Linked DNA regions of Mus musculus: region 2 is linked to region 1. Evidence: chromatin loops called from intact Hi-C (ENCODE). Cell type or tissue: heart. All regions are shown on one strand. Links, peaks and the distances in the headings refer to the core of each region. The heading gives the core; the rest is flanking DNA.

Region 1 (11,895 bases), core at 1,355-9,354:
GGCAGATCTCTGAGTTTGAGGCCAGTCTGGTATATAGATTGAGTTCCAGGACAGCCAGGGTTACACACAGAGATACCCTGTTGAGAGAGAGAGACAGGAGGAGAAAAGAAACTCAACTGAGGAAGGGTTCTGGGTTAGCAGTGGTTCAAGCAAGTGAGTACTTGTTCAGCATATGCAGGTCCTGAGGTCTGTCCCCAGCACAGAACAAACAAGAAATAGGGAAACTAAAGAGAGGGTGGAGGTACAAACTGACCTATCTAAGGTCCAGAGACAAAAAGGGGGAAACATTGTTTCATACACAAAATAGGTGAACTGACAACTTTGTACAATTCATGTTTCTGTGTGCTTGCAGATAGATACCCACAGACTCTAAGAGGATGGTGGGTTCCCTGGAGATGGAATCACCTGACATGGGGTGCTGGGAACTGAGCTCAAGCCCTCTGGGAGAACAGTATGCCTTCTAAACTGCTCAGCCATCTCTCTGGGCCCTCCAAGTGGCTCTTGACTGTGTGAACAAACGTCCAATAGGACACTAAGTTGTGTGAGGCCTGGGTGACATGGCAGAGCAGGAAAGGAGCTTGCCAGCAAACCTGACACCCTGAGGCTGATCCCCAGGACCCGTGTGAGCAGAAAACCAACTTCCACAAGCTGTTCTCTGACCTCCATATTCATACTGTGGACACACATACACGTGTGCACACAGATATGTAGTAAAATACTTTGAGGGGCTGGAGCGATGGTTCAGCGGTTAAGAGCCCTGACTGCTCTTCCAGAGGTCGTGAGTTCAATCCCAACAACCACATGGTGGCTCACAACCATCTGTAATGAGATCTGACGCCCTCTTCTGGTGTGTCTGAAGACAGTGTCACAGTACTCAAATACGTGAAATAAATCTTTAAAAAAATTTTTTTTGAAAGTTTGTGTGATGATTTTGTGTATATTTGAAATTCTTCAGCTACCTATTTTTTGAGATTTTATACTTGCATATACTGAATTTGATCAAATACACCTCCATCCCCACTCCCCCACTTCTGCCCCCTCGCCAGTGCCCCCAACAACTTCATGTGCCCTTTTAATTTTTTTATATTTTATTTCCATTAGTATTCTGCCTCCATGTACGTCTGTGTGAGGGTATCAGAACCCCTGGAACAGTTGTGAACTGCTATGTGGGTGCTGGGATTTGAACCTTGGTCCTTTGGAAGAACAACTCATGTTCTTAACTACTGACCCATCTCTCCAGCCTCATGTGCCCTATTTAAAAACCCACTGAGTCTACTTGGTGCTGCCTATGCACCCATAGGTATAGGGCCACCTGCTAGATCATCCCTGAAGAAAACTCACTCCCTCTCCGAGGAGCTAGCAACTGCCAGTAGCTCCGCAGTTGGGGTGGGGCTTGGTGACCCCCTTTCCCATTCACTGTGGCTGGCTTGACCTGAGCCTACAGTATCTTTTAGGCAGGGTCTCTCACTGAGCCTGGAGTTCACAAACGTGGCTGGACCTGGACGGGCTGGCCAGCAAGCCACAGGACTCCACTGCCTCTATACCCCTGCATTTGCATCAATGGGCCCATTGTTTTTAGGTGGATGCTAAAGATCTGATCTCGGTTCTCCTGCCCTCAGGCCAATCGCTTTACCACAGGCTACACCATCCCTCCAGCCTCTGGAACTTTACAGATAAGCTTTGGCGAGCTATCTTGAGGTTCATTGTCCCTTTCCACAAAATGCTAACAGGACATTTTGACAACAACCTAAAAGAGGCCCGTGTGTTGGTGAGGCCCCTCTTGGCGGAGTGTCTTCCCTGTGGTGACTTGCTGGGCCTGAGCTGTCTTTCCTGTTCCACAGTTCGTTGCTGTGAAGCAGTTTCTCCAGATTTTTCTGTTTTTGAGACAGGGTTTTGCGATGGAGTCCTGACTTGTTTAGATGCTACGTTTGGTGCTCCTCACAGAGCTCCTCTCGCTGTGCCTCCCAAGTTCTGGGATTAAAAGGGAGCACGCTCACACCTGACCTGTTTTATTTTTTAAGACATTGTCTGTCTTTTTATGTAACCCAGGTCTAGTGGTGACATTTTGAGTGGGATTTTTTAAAAAATTTATTGTTAGTATTTTTTTTTTCCTGTCCTGTGAGAGTTTATCCTGGGTGCTCACAATGATTAACAACATTCTTCATCTCTGTTGGTCTTGCTCTGTAGCTCGAGCAAGCCTGGAATTTTGAGATTCTCCTGCCTCAGCCTCTTAGAATCTGAGATTACAGTTGTATGCCGCCACACGTAGTTCACTCCAGCCTACTCAACCCTCTGTTTTTTGGACAGGGTCTCGGGTATCCCAGGATGGCCCTGGATTCACTATATAATCAAGGATATAACCCAGCATTTCTGATCCTCCTGCCTCCACCTCCCCGTGCCTGGGGATCGAGCCCATGGTTTCCCTCTCAGCAAGCACTCCACCAAACTGCACTCCGCCTGCAGCCTCTACACTTTGGATTCCCATAATGCCTCCTCGGAGGCTATGGGAATGTCGCCTGGAGGCAGACACACCCCTAGCTGAGCTCTTGTCGTGCCAAAACTCATCTTCCTTCCGCAAACAGAGGACAGAGGGACTCGGAAGATCAGTAATGGACCAAGTCAGAAGCGTTTCCCTATGGAGACTCGGGAATCTATGCCAGATGAGTCCCCTTCCTTCGGGACACTAACTGTGTGGGGTGTGGGGATAATTAGGTGGCTTGTTGTGATCAGAATTTGTCAGCAGCTCACATCTGGTTGTGAGTGACTATGGAGAAGGTGCGGCTGCAGAGGCTGGGACAAGGGTGACAGAAGCAGCATTCAGCCCTGAAGGGAGATTTATGCTGGCAAGGCTAAGTTCAAAAGGCGCTATCTAGGGCAGGAGCAGAGGCTGTGGGCAGCTCTAGGCAACAGACGATCCTGGGCAGCTGCTGCAGGGGCGGAGAACACCAGACACAGGAGATGCTGATGAGAGAGGTGTAGGTGACTGGTGTCTTACAGAAAACAAGCTGCAGATGCTTGGACAACAGCTGGCAGAGGTGGTCCCACCAGGTGGAGGTGCGCCAGTAAGGGAGTGGACCACACTTGGGAGGCAGAGGCAGGCGGATTTCTGAGTTTGAGGCCAGCCTGGTCTACAGAGTGAGTTCCAGGACAGCCAGGGCTGCACAGAGAAACCCTGTCTCGAAAAACCAAAAAAAAAAAAAAAAAAAAAAGATCTGATGGACTGTTTCTAAGTTGCTGGCCACTCCTTACCACATCCATCCATGTTCGATCAACTCCAGCCACACTAGTCTCTCTGTTGGCTTTGGCACACCTCCACCTCGAGGTTTGGCACTGGCTACCTGAATACCTGAATGCTTTTCTTGGAAACGGCTTCATGACTGGTCCCTTAAGTGTCACCTCCTCAGGAACATCGCTCTCCCCTTATCTTTTCTGATGTCTTTCCCACCAAAATGCAAACTCTATGAGGACAGAAGTGCCAGCCTGTAGATGTAGGTGCCCAACATCTGGATCTGGGCTGCATGTGCCAGCCAGCCACACCCGTGTCTGCAGACTGGGCTGGTTTGAACTGGCATGTACCTTATGTGTACAGTACACTCTAGGTTGGTGTGAGAAAAAGAATGGGAAATATCTCCTTGATCCTTGCAGACACTGACGGACGATGCGCTCAAGCGGGACTGTTTTGGATAAGGTAGGTTAAAGAAAACAACACTACTTACATTAATCTTGCCTGTGTCCGTTTGCTTTTTTAATGTGGTTGAATGAAAATTGGAAATTACATTGTAAGTATGGATGTGTGCTTTTAATCCTGGCAGTGGGAGCCAGGGACAGTCTCTGAAGTCACTGAATTTGAGGTCAGCCTCAAATTGAGTTCCTAGCCAGCCAGGGCTATGTATCTATCTCAAACAAAACAAAAACAAAACAAAACAAAACACAAAACCCCAAAAATCCTATCTCAGAAATCAAAATCAAACCTAAATATTACATTGTGTCTCATGTGCAACTGTATTGAATGTGAGTGATCTTGAACCGCTATTGTTGAGTGACTGTCTTTGGAAGGCAGCTGGACATCCACGAGTATGCTTGAGTGGAGGGTTCCAGGCTTTCGACCCGACATCCGAGAACCAGACTCGTCCACTGGGAGTGCGGGCGTGGGCTTCAGCATGGTGATGGAGTGATGGAGCCCAAAACACTATATGTCATGCCCAGATGGTACGAGGCTGGAACACAGGGTGCCTGACTGTAGCTCAGGGCAGAGAAAGCCATGCCTTGAGGCACATTTTCTTCAAATGAGACCAAAAGACAAAGGCAGGCAATGGGGGGGGGGCAGGCCTTCAGAAAGTAAGACTGCACCCAACAGCATGTCTAAAACTGGCATACCAAGTGGGCATGCTTGCCGGGGACAGAAACTTCAGGCTGGTTTGACGGATGGCAAGGTAGGGGTGGAGGCCCAACTAAGGGGAGCCTAGTGTGCAGCAAGCCTGGGGAAAAGGCTGGTTGTACCCCAAGAACAGGGAATTCCCCTATGGCCAATAAGGCTATGTAGAAAGCTCCCAGGGCATACAAAGGCCAGAGGAAGGCTGGTGTGGGGGAGAACGAGCTGTTTGGGGTATGGTGGCTAACGGCAGGGCCTGGGCAGTGGATCTGACAGAGCCAGGGGTGCAGGGGAAGGCAGCCAGGCCTGCTCTGTCAGGGCTTAATCACTTGGTCCTAGTGAGGGTATTCAGGATGGCCACACAGGTGACAAAGGAGGAACACAGGTGAGAGGACAGAACGAAAAGGGTGACAGAGCCATGTGGCATCTCTTTGGAAAAAAAAAAAGTCGGTGGCGCACACCTTTGATCCCAGCACTCGGGAGGCAGAGGCAGGTGGATTTCTGAGTTCGAGGCCAACCTGGTCTACAAAGTGAGTTCCAGGACAGCCAGGGCTACACAGAGAAACCCTGTCTCGAAAAACAAAAACAAAAAGTCTAGGCTAGTTGCAAGGGAATGGGGACCCAGAAACACCTCTCTTTGAAGGGCAGCTTTCCTTGACGATTGGTAGGAGTCAGTCACATTTATAGATTACAGGGAACAATGGCAGGTGGGACCAGAGATGAAGTAAGCCGAAAGCACAGCACTGTTTCAAGTCGAGCCCCACCCCAGTCCCAGTCAGCCTCCAAGGTGGAGCTTAGCTACCCTGCCTAGCCACTGGGCTACCCTGCCTGGCCACTGGGCCCAGAACACATCTGACTGAACAGGACTGTTTGCTGTCAGTTCCTGTTGGGGACAGAGTTGCCTCATAGGTGGCTGGGTTAGTGACTGACAGTGGTGGCGGATGCACACACAGAATGTACGTGTGTATAGGTGTGTATACAGAGCTAACACAGGACGCATGCGTACATGCATCCACACAGAGCCTTCAAGGACATACATGTACATTTCTGTGCACGCAGGCATGAACCCAGGTCTCTATCGCCTGTCACTTGGGAGATGTATACGTGTGGACACACGCATGTGCGGACCCTCACAAGCATACACATGCAAATACACACAGCTCATAGAGGTTTACTATGCTTGAGCAGCCAACCCATCTGAGTGTGTCCAGAGAGAGTGTGTGCAGAGCGCTCACGGAAAACCACTCTTCTCTGAATTAGCAGGGAACCTGGGAATGTTGCCATCACTGTTGATTTTTGTCCCCGGTGCAACAATCAGGTCACCCACGGCCGGTTTGCCGCCTCTCAGGGGAGCCCTTGGCGTCCTCCCTTTCCGCAGGGATCACAGCACCGAGGAGCCTCCCTGATTTAACACGGCTGCCGTAACCAGCACTAGGAAGTGCGACACCTCCCCCACCCGAACCCTGGCGGTCCCCTCTGCTCATCTTCTGCTCAGGCAGGGTCCTACGCAGTCTTTCAGAAGCAAAGCCTTCTGCCTCCAAGGACCCGGGTGCTGATATCCAGCCTCCGATCTCGCCGCTAGATGGCCAGGTCCTGGCGCACGGTAGCCAGCGACGCTTTGCTGTGGCCGCTGCCGCCTTCGCCCTCGCTGTCGCCTGCCGGTGAGCGGTGCGCGTAGGCTGGCGGGCCGAAAGGGTCGGGGTCCCCGCGCTGCGATGGCAAAGAGGGCGACGGCGGCGGCGGCGGGAGCAGCTTGGCGCGCTGGCGACCCTTCCAGAGCAGGTGACCCAGCTCCGCCACGCTGAGCAGCGCCGACAGCAGCCCGACGGCGAAGTAGAAGACCACGAAGACGGTCTTCTCGGTGGGCCGGCTCACGAAACAGTCGACCGTGTGCGGACAAGGTGGCCCGGCGCACGCGTAGTGCGGGTCCACGCGGAAGCCGTAGAGCAGCGCCTGGCCGCCCAGGAAAGCCAGCTCGGCGAGCAGGCGCAGAGCCACGCTCAGCAGGTAGCAGCGGCGCGCGCGGCGAGCGCGCAGGGCGCACGGGGAGCACGGCGCCTCGGCACGCCCGCGCGCGCACGGCGGGGCCAGCTGCGCACCACCCGCCTCCTTGCTGGCCTGGTGCATGGAGTAGATGACGAACAGCACCGGCGGCGCCGACAGCAGCAGGATGTGGAAGAGCCAGAAGCGGTAGTGGGACACCGGGAAGGCGCGATCGTAGCAGGTCTGGCGACAGCCGGGCTGCAACGTGTTACACACGAACTCCTCCTGCTCGTCCTCGAACACCGCACCTCCCACCGTGGCCAGCACCAGGATGCGGAAGATCAGCATGATCACCAGCCAGAGACGACCCACGAGCGGCGACTGTAGCTGCACCGCGTCCAGCAGGGAGCCTAGGAACGCCCACTCCCCCATGACGCTGGGGACGAGGAAAGGGGGTAGTCACAGGCTGGGGCGGGCTGAATACCCCCTGTCCCCCGCCACCCCCCACCCCCACCCCCACCCCCGTCCCTCAACAATCTCGGAGGGCGCCAGGGAAAGAATATTTTCTGGGGTTTAATGAGTTAATGTCAGAGTGTGAGGATAGTCCATCCTCAGCTATGGGATTCCTTCATATGGGCATAGAGGGGTGCTGAGGAGGGATTTCCCCGCACACCTGGCCTGGGCCTGCTTGGCTAGGGAGACCCTAAGGTTCCCCAGATTCTAGGTTCTTCTTCAGGGCCAACCTTGCTGGCCTGGCTTTTTGTGCCAGGAGCAAGAGCGGCTACTGGAGTCTAGAATTCTACGTTCCTTCTGTTTGAGACCCCTGGGAGCAAGGGGAGGGCCAGGCCGGGTGAGCCCCCACTGTCTCCTTTCTCTCTCACCTCGCAGCAGGGAACGCCTTTTGGGGTTGGAAGCTGACACAGAAGCCTGTTTTTCCAACTTAGGATCTCTCGCCCGCCCTCAATCTTCCCTTCCTCACCAACCTCAGCCAAGGAGACCGGGCACAGCCCCCTCGACTCCTCTCTGATAGCAATTATCAAGCATCTCTTGTAAGCCTCCCCAGACACACAGAATACACCACGTCCCGTCCCTGTAGACCCTTAGTGGCCTCTAGATGTCCCCAACCCCACTTACCCCGGGACCTGGGCCTTAGAGCTGAGCGGAGGACCTTGAGAGACAGCTGGGACCTGTCCCTCTGGGTCCCTCTTTCATTTTCCTTTTTGGCTTTGGCCGGGATGGATGATAGGACAAGTATGGCTGAGAGGGGCTAGCTCTCCCCCTTCTCTTAAAGGGACAGGGTGACCTGTGGTCCGGCTCCACCCTGGAAATAGATCCAGGGCCACACCCCTTGTTGGGTCCTTCCTGCCTTCTCTTTCCATCCCTTACCCCCCATGCCCATCCCATAGCCATGTCTCCATCTGGCGATGGACGGAGGCTAACTAGAGCTACATTTTTTTTTTTAATTGAGGGAGCCAGAGAGATCAATCATGGGAACCCTATCTCCTGGCAGACTCCTCAAACTGAAGACTAGGTCCACCACAACCAACTGACCCCATTTTTGAAGGGTCTTGTGGGCCAGAGGGAGATAACTTCGGCTTTTAGGGGACAACAAATATGGCTTTGGGGGGGGGGGGCTTTTGGTTCTGCCACTATTGGACCTTGGATGAGCCATGTAGGTCACTTGGGCTAAGATCTCTTGGTCTGTCACCTGAGCCAGCTAAACTCTAAGATTCTTACTTTGTTCCGAGACAGAGTCTCGCTGTGTAGTTCAAGCTGGCCAGGACCTTACCGTATAGGCCAGGCTGCCCTTGAAGTAAATGATCCTCCTGCCTCAGCCTCCCAAGTGCAGGACATTAAGTATGCATCACCACACCCGTCATAGTCGCCCATCTTAATGACCAGGTCTCAGCTGTGTTACAGAAACCCCAAACCCAGTGCTTGGAAATACTCCGTGAGGGCATCAGGAAGATGTGGAGATAGCTGGCTACCGTGGTTAAGCCAAAGCTCTGGTCTTTCCTACTCAGCAATGTCTAGGTTTACCGTGAGGTGTGTGGCACCTCATAAGGTCAACAGCAGTGAGAAAAGCTTCTGCCAAGGATTTTCTAATATGGAGCTTTGTCTACCAGTCTAGGTGCGGGGAGATGCGGGACCATGATAGACAATCCACGGGGACCCGAGTGGGCCAGGAAGAGGGACTCCCGATTTAAGATGGTGTTTTTCTCCCTTCTGTCTACCTCAGTCACCCACTCATTCAGTCTTCAGCTACCCCGGCACTATTTACAGCCTTACAGCCGGGGAAACCGAGGCTTAGAGAGTCACACATGCGCAGTCAGTGAAAGGCGGACCATGAACTCACTCTTGGCCTCAATGGTTCTGGAGCGCATGCTCCCTCACAGCTTGCGAGGGAAAACTGCCACCTCTCTATACCTGGGTGGGGTCTTGCGTGGGGCTGAGGGTCTCAGCACTGAGGTGGGCTGTGCGTACTCCTATGAAGGGATAGGTCATTAGTCCTCACGTACTCCGTGATATTTTCTCCCCCAGTCAGTACAAAGACCTGCATGGGTTTCTGTCTGTTAACAGTGGGTCCCTAATGGGAAATGTGTTCTCTACTGATTGGCTCAGTCAGGGGTCTAGCCCAGCCTGGAAAAACTTTTGGTTAACTCCAGCTTGGGTGTGCCCCTGAACGTTTCCATCCTCCTGCAGGGTCCCTTAGAAATAGGCCTGGGTGTGGGGGCGCTACCCTGGATAAAATCCAAGAGAATAGCACGTGCTGGAACCCCACATTCTGAAAACAGGATGTGAGGTGGAGCACCGGGCGACCCCTGCCACTCACTTCCGGCCGAGCTGCCGTCTGCACCCTGTCCTCAGCTATGGAGGCTCAGGGTCACATCTCTTCTTTCCTAACTACCCAGGAATGGTCCCAGCCCCAGCCCCCATTGCTCCTGCTTCGTCAGGCTGGAAAAAGCCCACCAGACCCCACCCCACCTGAGCCCACCCGACCCCACCCAGTGTGACTCTGCAGGGAGTGGGATCGTGCCACAGAGATGCTAGGGTGGGGCAGCAGATGGAGAGCCACTGTCACTCTGCCCTGTCCCCCACCTAGCTCCCCATGCCAGAGGAGACTCTACAATCTCTAGGACCCAGTCCTAGATAGCCGTGGGCAGCCCGGGAGGTGTTGCTGACAATACCCAGAGCTGGTGGCATTGGCCCTTCTTGGCCCTGCTTGAAGAAGTTCTGGGCTGAGAGGGTTCTTCTGTGTCCCAGACACCTCAGTCTGGCTGTGGAGCCATAGTCCCGCATCAGTCACAGGTGGACATACACAGGGGCGTGGACGTGTTCATATCTAATAAGTTCATAACAGTACCGTAATTGACACATGACAACATTTTTTGAAAATGAAAGAAATAAGCAAAAACAAAACAGAAAAACAACAAAAAAACCCAAGGCCGAATGGAATCTCTCCCAGCCTGCTCAGTAGTATTGCTATTTTTGAATGTAATTCCTGCTTTCTATCCCTTCCTGCCTTTCTCTTCTGTACTGATCATTAGAGATTTTGTCTGTTCAGCTAAACATATAAGCGAGGTTAGTGGTGGGACATTGCGTGCTCCCTTCTATGTCACCCCCAGCACCTAGAATACTTGGAGCCACATGAGACACTGAAATATCTGTTGGTTGGCTAAAAGGCAGTGAGCGAGAGGGTGGCACAGTCAGAGCGTCCCAGTCCCCTGCCGGCTCCTCTCCCTGTTCTCCTGGACTCTGTCCAGTAAGTGTCTCATTCAGTATGAGAGTACCATGCAAAATGTACAGGCCTGGGCAGAAGGGCCAGCTCCCGAGTCGGGTCAGGGGCTTGGGTGGGGAAGGGGTGGGAGTCCTCCAGCATTTCCGGTCCTTCTGTAGCCATCGTCAAACCTGCGCGGCTCCTGAGTATAGGCACAATGTTACGTGCATACTCTGTAAAAATTATCTTTATATTCAAATGCCGATGTCTCTGCCTCAGTGTCTGGTTGCAATGCAGACAGGGTATTGGAATGCTTATTCTAAGTGTCTCCTGCCTCAATGCTGTGTGGGCTTCGCTTCCCATTTATTCTCTGACTTGTCAATAAGAGCTGATCAGCCAATAGGGCTGAACTTCCCTCCCAGCCAGGAGAGGAGGGATGGAGAAAGAAGTGGGGACTGGACAAGGAGAGAGAGAGTCTCGGAGACACGGTGAGAAAACCCTTGGAGCCCAGAGAGCCAGCAGGTATCTCTGGGATTCTGGCTGGGAGGTACAGATTCTTAGTTTAGAGGATTAAAGTGGAATACCACTGCTCAGTTGTTGTGCCCTTCAAGCTTGTTAAATATAATAATCCAGTCTTAATCATTTGAGAGCTAGTTGGGTTAAGAGGAAAACTGTAACAAACACTTATTTAAAAGCCACTAACATCTGAGCCTTTGAACCTTTCCCACTGCTGTATGTCCCGGGACACCTCACGATGGCAAGGCCTTGGCTTCTCTACTCTTGTATGCTGCAGTTCTCACAGTTAGAACTCATCTCCGTCTGCTTGGATATCTGCTTTGGCTCTGGAATTCTTCATTATTTTGTTTGGCTGTAGTAGCCAGAATACCAGCCAGGGGCTTAATTAACCAAAAGGGTAGTGTCTTCCTCACAAAGAAGGACACAGGACTGCGCCATCGTGCAGTAGACACCATAGGGTCGTTGCCGAAACCCCGCTCCACGTGATGTCTCCGGAGAGTTCAGGGTCCACGCTCAGGTGGTCAGAAGGCTTGTGTAGCAAGTGCTCTCACACCTGAGACATCTTGCTGACAGGCCCTCTTCAAAAGGTTTGTTTATATGTTTATAGATTTGTGCGTGTATGTGTTTATACGCATGCGTGCTCCTCTCTCTCTCTCTCTCTCTCTCTCTCTGTGTGTGTGTGTGTGTGTGTGTGTGTGTGTGTGTGTGTGTGGTAGGGTCAGGGGAGGCCACAGCATGCATGTGGAAGTCACAGGACAACTTTTGGGAATTATTTCTCTCCTTGCAGCATGTGAGTCCCAGGCATTGGGGTCAGGCCATCAGACTGAACAATCTCACTTCCTAGGCTTTATCGTTTAAATTTTTATTATTTTATCTTCTTTGGTTTTTTTGAGACAAGCTCTCTTTACATAGTCCTGATCGTCTCTAAAACTCACCATGTAGACCAGACTGGGCTCAAACTAGCAGAGCTCCTCCTGTGTCTGCCTCCCAAGTGCTGGGATTAAAGGTGTGTGCCATTATGTCCAGCTCATCTTGTAAGCCTGGACTGGCCTTGAACTCATGACAGTCGTCTTCCTACAGGACCAAGTGGCACTGATTGTACCTGTGTGTTGTTACTAGGGGTTGAGTTTAGGGCCTTGTGCACACTGAGGGAGCACTAATCCAGTAACCCGGATTCAGCCTGTGCTTGACTCTTCAAGAAGCAGCTTTTGGCCAGGCAGTGGTGGCGCACGCCTGTAATCCCAGCACTCGGGAGGCAGAGGCAGGCGGATCTCTGAGTTCGAGGCCAGCCTGGTCTACAGAGTGA
Region 2 (11,776 bases), core at 3,466-11,465, 79 kb after region 1:
GACTTGTTGGATTCATAGACACGTTTCCATGGCTTCTGCTTCCACACGGGTGGGCGTGTGTGCATGTGTCACCTGGTGCTCACTGGTGCTCTCTCCCTCTCCTCTCCCTCTCCTTCCTGTCTCTTCTCTTCTCTTCTCTTCTCTTCTCTTCTCTTCTCTTCTCTTCTCTTCTCTTCTCTTCTCTTCTCTTCTCTTCTCTTCTCTTCTCTTCCTCCCTCCCTCCCTCCCTCTCTCTCTCTCTCTCTCTCTCTCTCCCTCTCTCTCTCTGGTGTAGTTTGCGTGCATGCGTGCGTGCGTGTGCGTGTGCGTGTGCGTGTGTGTGTGTGTGTGTGTGTGTGTGTGCTGATAATATCAGATGAAAGTCTCTCCCTGGAGGTCAAAAGTGGCCTAGAGACTCTGTATTGAGTCTCTTGCCCCTTGAGGAATAGTGGCTTGTCCCTGTCCTTGTCCTCCAGTCCCCTCCCTGATCCAGAGACTCACAGGCTCCTGACTTCACTAGCTTCCAACTTCCTTACTTACCTGGACTTTCTACAGAGGCCTCTAGCTTGGCTTTTGCCTGCAGCAGGAGAGAATAAGGTTAAGAATGGTCCCTTCAGCCCCTGGCCGGCTCCTTTTGGGGCCCAGGCCAAGGCATGTTGAGGTAGTGGGGTGGTGTAGCCTCAAGATTAACTTTCGGGTTTCTTGGCCAAGGGCATATTTCTTTCCCTAAGGCACACCTTCGAACCCCTGCTTCTTTAGCCCCTCTGGAGAAAAAAAAAAAAGCAGAGCCAAGCTTATTAACACATACAGAGGCTCATGTCTGTATGTACTCTGTGTGTGTGTGTGTGTGTGTGTGTGTGTGATTGTGGCTTAGTGATTCCTGAACTGTGGAGTATATGCTTTTTGTTTTTTGGGTTTTTTTGGGGGGGGTTGTTTTTTGTTTTGTTGTTTTTTTAATTTTTAAAAAAATATTTATTATATGTAAGTACACTGTAGCTGTCTTCAGACACTCCAGAAGAGGGCGCCAGATCTTGTTACGGATGGTTGTGTGCCACCATGTGGTTGCTGGGATTTGAACTCAGGACCTCTGGAAGAGCAGTCAGTGCTCTTAACCGCTGAGCCATCTCTCCAGCCCCTGTTTTTTGTTTTTTGAGACAAGGTTTCTCTGTGTAACCCTGGCTGGCCTGGAACTCACTCTGTAGACCAGGCTGGCTTCAAACTCTGAAAGCCTCCCGAGTGCTGGGATTAAAGATGTGCACCACCACTGCCTGGCAGATTTTATTTATGTGAGTACACTGTCGCTATCTTCAGACACATTAGAAGAGGGCATCAGAACCCATTAGAGATGGTTGCGAGCAACCATGTGGTTGCTGGGAATTGAACTCAGGACCTCCGGAAGAGCAGGCATCTCTCCAGCCCACATTGAGTGGATCTTTATTTTAGGGAGTAAACCGTAGGCTTTGAAGAAAGCTGTCCAGCGCCAGGTAACAGCGTGCTTTGGAGGGGTTTCACATTTCACACAATCACCCTTCCTCTTCTGTGTAGGTTGACTTATGTCAAAGAAAAGAAAAGCAACACTGCGTTTGCATGACATTCCCAGAGTCAGAGGTGCCCTCCTGTCCTGGCCTCCACATGTCCCTGAATGTCCCTATGGTCCTAGGACTGGCAGCTTAGGAGGGAGATGGCAAGGACCAGACTTGTATATCCTGAGAACTGAGGTCCTGTCTTCTCTGCTCTGTTCTGCCACCACAAGAAATTTATTCTTTCTGGACTAGCAAAGTGGCTCAGTGGGTAAGGGCACTTGCCACCAAGCCTGAAGACCGGAGTTCAGTTCCCGGGACCGACATGGCAGAGGGAGAGTATCAACTCCTGCAAGTTGTCTTCTGATCTCCACAGGCACACAGTGGCGTATGCACGCTCACACACTACAGTCCCAATCTCTGTCTCTCGCTTATACACACAAACACATAAAAATATATGCAAAAAAGTTATTTCCTTCTACGGGGGTGGGGGTCTCTTGGCTCATCCATGCGCTGGCATTTAGTTCCCATTCCCATCACTCAGTGGACATCAAACCTTGATCTGCTGAGGGTGGGTCAGCCTTCTGCCTTACCATCTAGAAAAGCCCTGAGGTTTAGCTTCTGCCATTCCCTAGCTCCTTCCAGAAAAAGCCTATCATCCCAGCCCTTTGGCCCTCTGCCACCAAGCTGCTCCAGGATTGTCATGACCTGTGCAAGGACTTGGGCACCAGCAAAGTTCCCCTTCCTGGAAGGCATGTGGTTGTTTGGCAAATGACCGCCCCCCCCCCAAAAAAAAACATTCCTAGCTGAAGAAATTCCCACCGTGTTTCAGGCCCTTGTGATAGATAACGCCACCTCTGATGGAGGAGAGGGTAGGGATGTGGATTGAAGGTTTTGGGAAGCCAGGAGCAGCTGAGAGGAAGGTGAGAGGGGAGGGGCAGTTGTAAACACAGGAGGAAGGAAAAGCTACCAGCCTTTGGGCACACACATTGTGGGGGACCGAGAGCACCTCAGTCATCAGCCAGGGATCTAATTAGATCCTGCCCATTCTGTCTGAGGCCCCAGGGGTTGGGGAGGGTTGAGGTCAGAGGGTAGAAGGGGAGGGGGTTATGCAGATAATTAGAAACACACTCCCCTGAGTGGCAGGCGCCAGAAAGACCACCACTCCCCTTTCCTTCTTTCCTCGGGGTCTTGAGGTCACCTCTCAACCCCCATGTAGACGAATCCCAGCCAGGCTGCGGGAGCCTGTGAGTCTAAACTCCAAGGGTCTGGCTTCCCAGGCCCTTACACAGTCTCTAAAGTGCAAACAACATATTTTCACCATGCAATGGTATTTAATTACACATAAAAACAGAGCCATTAAACTGAAATTAAGCCCTTGTTGGAATCACTTAATTCAGGGCATGACAAATTGCTTTCAGCGGAGGCGGCAGTGTGGTCCCCTGGGGTGGAGCTGGGGGGGAAAAAGAATGGAGATTAGCGGCTTCCACAGCTGGCTCCATCCACTCATTCTCTTGGTCCCTTTCCCAACTCTAAATTCTGAAACTGGGGCCAGAACCCTCTTCCTAAAGACCACCCAAGCCAAGGGGGAGAGGCTCTAGATGCACTCAGGATGACAGGAACAGGAGGTTGGGAAATCACTGTACCACTGTTCAACTCAGTTATAGACAGCCCAGGCTCTATGGATGGGAAAGTTGAGGCCCAGATGCTAGGATTAGGATCTTGGCACCCAGCCATGACCACAGATGTTCCATTGTTTCTCCCCCCACCCTCCTAAGCTGATATCATTGGATCCTGGGCCTAGAGAGAAGTTGGGGCTGTGTAGTGAGGGTTGGAAACCAGAACTGACCTTTGGTGACTTTCTGGGGACAGCTTTGGAGTCAGACTCCGGAATCGGACAAACCAGGTTATTCACTGTTTTGGTTAGGGTCTTAATTGCTGTGAACAGACACCACGACCAAGGCAACTCCTATAAGGACAGCATTTCATTGGGTCTGGCTTACAGGCTCTGAGGTTTAGTCTATTATCGTCGAGGTGGGAGCAAGGCAGCATCCAGGCAGGCACGGTGCTGGAGGATTCTACATGTTGCTGAGGGTTCTACATGTTGTTCCAAGGTAAACAGGAGAAGACTGCCTCCCACATGGCTAGGAGGAGGGTCTCAAAGCCCATCTCCAGAGTGACATACTTCCTCTGACAAGGCCACACCTCCTAATAGTGCCACTCCTTGGGCCAAGCATATTCAAACCACCACACTCAACATCCCTGAGACGTTGGTCTGGTGAGACCTTTTATAACAAATCTAGCAGAAATGAAGATATTCTAAAAAAGATACTTCTGTCTCTTAATTGGACAATGGACTCCAAAGCAATAGGATGTTCTCCAGAAACATTCGGCTGGGGAAAAGGGAAAGGTTCCACCCAGAGAGGGAACTTGACTTTCGGAGAGAGACTTCACACAGTTCCAAGGACTTGTCAGACCTCCTTACAGAAAGAGACTGAAGCCCCAACAAGGATCACTTACTGGTGAGCAGAACCACACCCTGGCCAGGACAGCTTGCATGTGCCTATCTTTGGCTCTCTACTTAAACTGTAATCTCACTTGAGGTCCTTGGAAGACAGACTTGGGGGAGTTCTCAGCATCTCTTTGTTCTTCTTCCTGGCTCTTGTAACTGGCTTATGGAGGATAGGTGACCACAGCACAAGTTGTGACCCCAAGTTTGGCAACCACAAAGGGACAGAGACATAATTTTGCGGTGCCTACCACTTGAAGGGGGTTGGGCCTGGGGTGGGAGTCAAGATGGAAGTTCCCATCAGCTTCTGGAGTCACTCTAGTCCAGGGACACTGTCTCCTCTGTCCTCTTCAGGGCCATCGGCTGCCTTTTACCTGTTTACCCTGGCAAAACAAACATTTTGCTATTGCACATAGAAGACACACTTGTGCACAATCTATTTACAATAGCTAGCAGCATTCCCTAAGTTTATAAGGGAATTCAGAATTTGGTGGTTGGCATGTGTACTGGCTAGTTTTATGTCGACCTGACACAAGCTAGAGGCATCAGAGAGAAGGGAACCTCAATTGAGAAAATGCCTCTATAAAATCAGATTGTAGGCAAGCTCTAGAGCATTGTAATTGATGGAGGAGGGCCCAGATCGTTATGGGTGGGGCCATTCCTAGGTTAGTAGTCCTGGGTTCTATAAGAAAGATGGCTGACAAGCCCAGGGAGCAAGCCAGCAAGCTCCATGGTCTCTGTATCAGCTCCTGACTCCATGTTCCTGCCCTGCTTGAGTTCTGGTCCTGACTTCTTTGATGATGAACTGTGTGATGTGAAGAATAAGCCAAATAAACCATTAATTCCCCAAGTGACTTTGGTCATGGTGTTCCATCACGATAATAAGACAGAGCTATAGACTTGTTCTTCTAAGCCAAAGATTCTAAATTTTCCTTTAGAAATTGCTTCTGGCAGGGAGTGGTGCTGTGTGCCTTTAATTCCAGCAGAAGCAGGGAGATCTCTGTGAGTTCAAGTCCAGCCTGGTTTACATAATGAGTTCCAGGACAGCCAGGACTACAAAATGAGACCCCACTCCCCATCCTCTGCAAAAGAAGTAACTTCTATATATGTTTTGTACATAACCATGAAGCTAACTGTTGCTGACATTGACTCTGTGTACAGATGCCTCTTAGACTATGTAAGCGTTCAAATGGATCTCTGTGAGTTCGAGGCCAGCCTGGTCTACATAGGGAGTTCTAGACAACACCACGCAGAGAAACCCTGTCTAAAACAAACAAACAAACAAACAAACAAACAAACAAACAAACAAACCCACAACTATGTAAGCCCTCTAAGGAGTGATAGGTATTAGATGCTTGTAAATCCTCATAGTTAATTTTCAAAATAGTTCTTCTTCTTCTTCTTCTTCTTCTTCTTCTTCTTCTTCTTCTTCTTCTTCTTCTTCTTCTTCTTCTTCTTCTCCTCCTCCTCCTCCTCCTCCTCCTCCTCCTCCTCCTCCTCTTCCTCCTCCTCCTCCTCCTCTTCCTCCTCCTCCTCTTCCTCCTCCTCCTCCTCCTCTTTCTCCTCCTCCTCTTCCTCTTTCTCCTCCTCCTCTTCCTCCTCCTCCTTCTTCTCCCTCCCTCCCCCTCCTCCTCCTCCTCCTCCTCCTTCTTCTCTCTTGTTTTATGTAAGTGTGTGTCTTCCCTGTATGTATGTCTGAGCACTATTCAAGTTCCTGGAACCTACAAAGGCCTGGAACTAGGGTTAGTAGCGGTTACGAGCCATCTTATGGATGCTGGGAATTGAACCTAGGTCACCTTGTGGGTGCTGAGACTTAAACCTGGGTCCTCCGGAGGAACAATCGGTGCTCTGAACCATGGAGCCATCTCTCCAGCCCCTTGTTGGTTGTGTTTTTGAAAAGATGTGTAACTAGCTGTTGTCTTCAGCTGGTAGTTGTGTCGTTAAAAACATATAGGTGTCTGTAGTGTTCTATAGAGACGTGGCGTGGGGATTTTGATCCCAGGTTGGGGGACGGTAAGTAACAGAGGCTGAGGAGTGATCCTTTAGGATCACTTTAAGCAACCGAGGTTAGGTATTTCACGTGTCCTGGGGGTGCTGTCCTAGTGTCTCACATCATGGGACAAACAGAGAACAAAATGGCTGGTTGATCAGCAATTGTCTTCAGAGAATCTTGTTCAGAGACAAGGGAGGAAGCTGTCAGAACTGAAATAAAGGCACCTTGGGAATGGCAGCCCTTGCCTTGTAATTCCAGGGAAGCTGAAACAGGGGGATCAGAAACTTGAGGCCAGCCTACAGCTCATGACTTCACTTACAACCAACAAGGGGCGGAATAATTAGTCCTTTAGTGAGATGCTCTGTGTTTCCTTCCCAGAAGCCCTGCCGCAGCACAATCACTCTCTGGTCTGTGGCCATGTGTTCTTGCTGGTCTGCCTGCTTTTTCTCCTGTTCTTCATGTTATCCCCTTCCCAAGCTTGCTTTCCTTAACACTTGGGGTTTTGACCATACTTTTGGGCTTCTTTACTCTTCCTCTGAAGTCTCCATTCTCACCCTGAGCCTGCATGTCTGCTGTGTGTCTGACCTCTAGGGCTAGCTTAAAGGGCATGGCTTTTCCCCCCTTCTCTCCTCCATTCCCTGGGCAGCTGTTGAAGTTTACAGCTTGTCAGCCCTGGACATTTTTCTTTGGAATTGCTTATAAAATTGTCCTTGAGCTTCTGTTTGAGTCCATTCCTGAATTCTTTTATCAAGGAGACTAAGAACCCCCAAGAAGGGAATCTTAACTTCCCTATTAGGTTTCCCATCTCCAACCTCCTTACTTGTGTTCCTCTGGGACCTGGGAACCTGCTCTCCCTGTTGTCACCATTTGTCATGGTGATTGGAGACCTGTCTGAAAAGTCAGTGCTCAGGAATGGCAGGAGACACCTAAGGGAAGTCGGGGCAGGGAGAAAGAACGGCTTTCCCTGGTGACCCAGAAGTGTTTCTGTTAGCTGGTAGACAGCAGTATTGGGTGCAAGAGGTGCAGCTGTGAACATCTTCTGTGGAGGCTTGAAGGAGCAGTCAGTCCTTCCTTCCAGGAGCAGCACCTCACACCCCACCCCTGAGGCACAGCTCTGCTGCAGGTTGCTAAGTAAGGACTGACCACGCCTGTTCCCTGGTTCCTTGGTGTGGCTTCAAGATCATCCTCTTTAACTTTGACTGCCTTGGCTTTGGCAGAGAGGTTCTTACGCAGGGCACTGGGGCCTGGTAGCTTCCCCCAGCTGCAGAGGGCCGCCTTAGAAGCCTGGCAGCTACACCAACGAATGCTTTAGAGGGGTTGCTTCCATCTATCCGCTTGTCCTTGGTCCCTGAGACTGAGGTGACCCAGCTGGGTTGTGAACAAGCTAAGACAAGCTGCTCAACCCACACACACAGGTTGCTGGGAGAGTGAGGTGAGGTTGCAGAACTGCTGGCCTGGCCCACAGCAGCTGCTGGGGGCTGCCCAAGGCAGGCTTGGGTGCTGGCAGGCAGGCAGGCATGCGCAGTCAGGGGTCAGGTGGGGGAATCTTTGGTTGTTTCTTCCTCCTGGTGTTTGAGCCAGATCTTCCAAGCTAGAGGAGATGGGAGAGAGGGGAGCAGGGGGCCTTTCTCCACCCAGGGGAAATTAGACCAGACTGCTCAGGAAATCAATGCAATTTTCCAGCATCGTGGAAGGTTAGTTGGACAATAGGGTATTTTTTTCCCCCTTCAAAACTTTTTTTTTTAAATAAAGAGAGAAGTCCAATCGCTTTTGGCCGACTTGTTTTCCGACTTCATTTCTCAGCCATAGCTGAAGGCTTCTCATTCAATGTGACATGTGACTGCTTGGTGACCCTGGCCTGGTCTGCAGTTGTGCCAGGGGTCAGGCCAGGCCAACTGGAACCCATGCTCCCTGGGTCTGTGACCATCTCTTTCTCAAGAGCCCTACAGTGGGGTCTGTAGGAGCCTCTGTAGCCTGCCCCAGTTGCTTATCCCTAAAAGAGAGAATGAACTTAGGAGCTGGTGACTCTTAAATGCTAGGCACATAGGGGCTTACATGTTGGTGCACGCCTTTAGTCCCAACACTCAGAAGACAGAAGCAGGAGGATGTCTGTGAGTTTGAGACCAGCCTGGTCTACATAGCAAGTTCCAGGACAGCCAGGGCTACATTAGTGAGACCCTATCTGGAAAAACAAAAACAAACAAATAAAAATGTATATAAGTTGGGGCCTTGAAAATACTGAAGAGGGCTGGAGAGATGGTTCAACGGGTTAAGAGCACTGCCTGCTCTTCCAGAGGTCCTGAGTTCAATTCCCAGAAACCACATGATGGCTCACAACCATGTATCATGGGATCTGATGCCCTCTTCTGGTGTGTCTGAGGCAGTGACAGTGTACTCACATACATAAAATAAATAAATTTAAAAAAGAGAGAGAATGAAGAAATATTTAAAAAAGAAAGAAAGTACTGAAGATGCTCCCACCCACCCCTGACAGTGAGTGGTCAGGCAAGGTTGCCCACCAGAATGCAAACAGCCCTTGTCCTTTTTCATGGGGACTGTCCTTGGGGCTCTAAGAAAGAAAAAGGCCTGGCAGGCTGAGGCAGGGTCACTTCCAACCCTACTCTGTACAGATGATGGAGTTGTGGGGAACACGGCAACTTTGGGGAGAGTGGGGCTGTGTCACATCAGAGAAGAGACAGCTGAGCGTGGGTAGGTAGAGCAGGGCCAGCTCTGGCTGGGTGGGTAGCCAAGAAGACCAGGTCTGGGAGCAGCCTACGTGCAAAGACGCATGAGGGTGGGGTACGGGCAGGCCTTGACGGGACACCTGCTTGTCTGAGCCACAGGCAGAAGCACGTGACGAATGAGGACAGTGTTCTTACCCCAACAATTCACCTTGAGGTTGGAGAGGGGAATCTTCAGGCACCTGGATAAACAGGGACATTCAGGCATTTGAGAGACAAAGCTGTCGGGATAGTCACTTGGGAAGATGGATGGAGAGGCACGTAGAAGAGCCCGTGACCCCAAGTGAGAGGCTTGGATGTGTGAGCACCTGGGAGGTCCCTGGGGCCAGGCTGTGATATTCTAGGCTCGGGAGCAGAGGAGGGAGGTTGGGGGGTGGGGAGAATTACCTTTGCCCTTGCTTTCCATCCTCAGCGGCCGCCCACTGACTGTTCTGGGTTTTCCATACCCTGTTCTCCAGCCTATTTAGTACTACCACTCATGCCAGCCCCAGGGCCTTGGCACATGCTGCTCCCTCAACCCGAATCACTTCTTTAATCATCAGCGCATCAACCTTCAGGCCAGTGGCACCTCCTTTGGCAGCTCCCCTGCCAGTCCGTGTACAGTATCTTCCCTCACCTTTTCTTTTATTCCTTTTCTTTTTGTTTTGTTCCCTCCCTTTCTTCTTTTGACAAGGTCTCAGTAGCTCAGGCTAGTCTGGAACTTACTATGTAGCCCAGGCTGACCTTTAACTAGTTAAGGTAACCCTCTTTCTTTGAACTCCTGAGTGTTGATTCTAGGCGCCGGCCACCACCCATGTGCAGCCTTCTCCATTTTGTTTGCTTGTTTTTGTTTTGTTTTGTTTTCTCAGACAGTGGTTCTCTGTGTAGCCCTGGCTGTCCTTGAACTTGCTCTGTTGACCAGGCTGGCCTCCAACTCAGAGATCCACCTGCTTCTGCCTCCTGAGTGTTGGGATTAAAGCTATGTGTCACCACCCCGTCTTCTGTGATTTTTTTCAAATATTTACTTTTCTGTTTCTCTACAACTTGTGAGCTCTTATTTGTTTTCCTTTGGGTGTCCTGAGCCTGGCACACAGTAAATACTCAGTGAATTTTTGCTGAATGAATAAATGAACAACAAAGGCGACAGCTGAGTACTGTGGGCAGGTAAGACAGCAGGACGGGGCGGCGGGGGGTTCCTTCTCCTGTCTACTCCTGTCCTGGGCCCTGATGGGTCTTAAGGAGAGTGTGGTGGGAGGGTGTGTGTTCATGTGTTCCGTCAAGGAATAACAGTTTGTGTAGCTCCTAGAGCGGCTTGCAGAGGGGGAGGTGCACCAGAAATAGAAGGGGTGTGTTTCCCCAGTGTCCTGATCAGCTCAGGGCTGGAGACAGAGAGGGTCCCCAGGGTTCCCCCCTTTTTTTCACTCCTTATAAGATAGCTCAGCACATTGTATCTTTTGGGCTGTGAGCTGCAGCCTCTCACTATGCATCCCTGGCTGGCCAGATGGCCATTGATCCTCCTGTTCCTGCCTCTCAGTGTGAACCGCCCGCCTGGACTGATGCTTTCTAAGAAGCGGGGAATTTTCTTCCTGCCATGCAATCTCTGGGGTAAACCTGTGTGAGCACCCAGGGAGGCCATGGCTGTTTGTGAAGCAGAGAGTGCTTCCAGCAGGGCCTGCCATGCTGTGCTCTGATCTCTACACCTAGCCTTAAAGGAAGTAAGTATCTAATCTCTGAGGCCCCACAGTGCGGTATTTGTCACACGAACCTGTGCTGAAGGAGATGGGATCTCCAGTCTGGCTTTTTTCTCACAAGGTCCTCTTAGATTCCTAGAGAAGCAGGGACCCAGATCAAGCAGGGTTACAGCCCCTCTCTGCTGAGGTGTTTCTTGTCCTGCTCTGAACTCCAAGTCCTCAGATTCCTCACTCCTCACATTCCTCCTAGCCCCAGGCTCAGATCCCATCTCCTGCCCCACAACCATACTTCAAAAGCCCAGATCTGACCAATTCCTCTTAGTGGAAAAGCCCTTTGATGTCTCGCCACCGTCATTACCTCTAGAGTGAAGTCCAAGTGAGTTATCTTGATAGCTGTGCATTGCACAACCAGTTCACCAGTACACAGTGGTCCTGAAGCTAACTTCATTTATTTTATTATCATTATTTTTAATTTTGGCTTGTGTGTATATGAATGTCCTGCATGTGTGTCTAGTTTCTTTGGAGGTCAGAAGATGGTGTCAGATGCCCTGGAACTGGCGTTGAACATGGTCTTAAGCTGCCACATGGATGTTGGGTATAAAACTTGGGTTTTCTGCAAGAGCAGCCAGTGCTTGTTGGGCAGTGGTAGTGGACGCCTTTAATCCCAGTACTCGGGAGGCAAAGGCAGGTGGATCTTTGATTTCGAGGCCAGCCTGGTTTCCAGGCCAGCCAGGGCTACACAGAAAAACCCTGTCTCGAAAACCAAAAATATAACACCACCCACTGCCAAAGGAATAGCTAATGTTAATTGCTGAGCCATTTTGTAAAAGAAAAACAAATAAATGAACAAACAAACAAACAAACAAACAAAGAACATTCTCTAGACATTCCTGACCAGGTACCGAAGGTCCTGATGGCCCTGGGCTTCTTTCATCTGCTCCTTGGTGAACTTTATATATAGCCACATTGAACACAATACATGTTTTCTCATGTAATCATGCTGAATGCAGCACGTTTTCTTATGTAGCCACATTGAATGTAACACATGTTTTCATACCCCTGCTTCATACACACACTTTTTTTTAAAATTATTCATTTTATATGTGTGAGTACACTGTAGCTGTCTTCAAACACATCAGAAGAGGAAGGACATCAAATCTCATTACAGATGGCTGTGAGCCACCATGTGATTGCTGGGAATTGAACTCATGACCTCTGGAAGAGCAGTCAACACTTAACCACTGAGCCATCTCTCCAGCCCACACACACTTTTTTTTTTTTTTTTTAACTTGTCTAAGAATGCTGGAGAGGTAGGGCTGGCATGGACCAGAAATGTAGTTTCCCCACCGCTTACTACGCCAGTG

The links. A loop is a pair of places that touch in the nucleus more often than their neighbours do. Peaks named below come from ENCODE experiments on the same cell type or tissue, not always from the same donor. Only the 100,000 strongest peaks of a DNase experiment are listed, where the experiment ranks them.
Region 2: a loop joins it to region 1, with 2.8 times the contacts of the local background. A loop is called at or near these places in 2 of 42 quality-filtered maps.

What each region holds. Positions count from the first base shown.
Region 1 is chr11:98,976,230-98,988,124 of GRCm38, forward strand. It overlaps Gjd3 (gap junction protein, delta 3), which reads right to left and starts at 6,791. Exons shown (of 1, transcript NM_178596.3): 1 at 3,718-6,791. The coding sequence starts at 6,787. The coding sequence ends at 5,951. In heart, for the core only: a CTCF peak has its summit at 5,957; DNase peaks (open chromatin) are centred at 5,882, 6,532 and 7,522; H3K4me3 peaks cover 2,450 bases; H3K27ac peaks cover 2,881 bases; H3K27me3 peaks cover 3,731 bases.
Region 2 is chr11:99,053,150-99,064,925 of GRCm38, forward strand. No RefSeq gene overlaps it. Among named protein-coding and RNA genes, the nearest start is that of Igfbp4, 18 kb to the left of the region's middle. In heart, for the core only: a CTCF peak has its summit at 8,352 (motif pointing left); a DNase peak (open chromatin) is centred at 7,462; H3K27ac peaks cover 1,365 bases.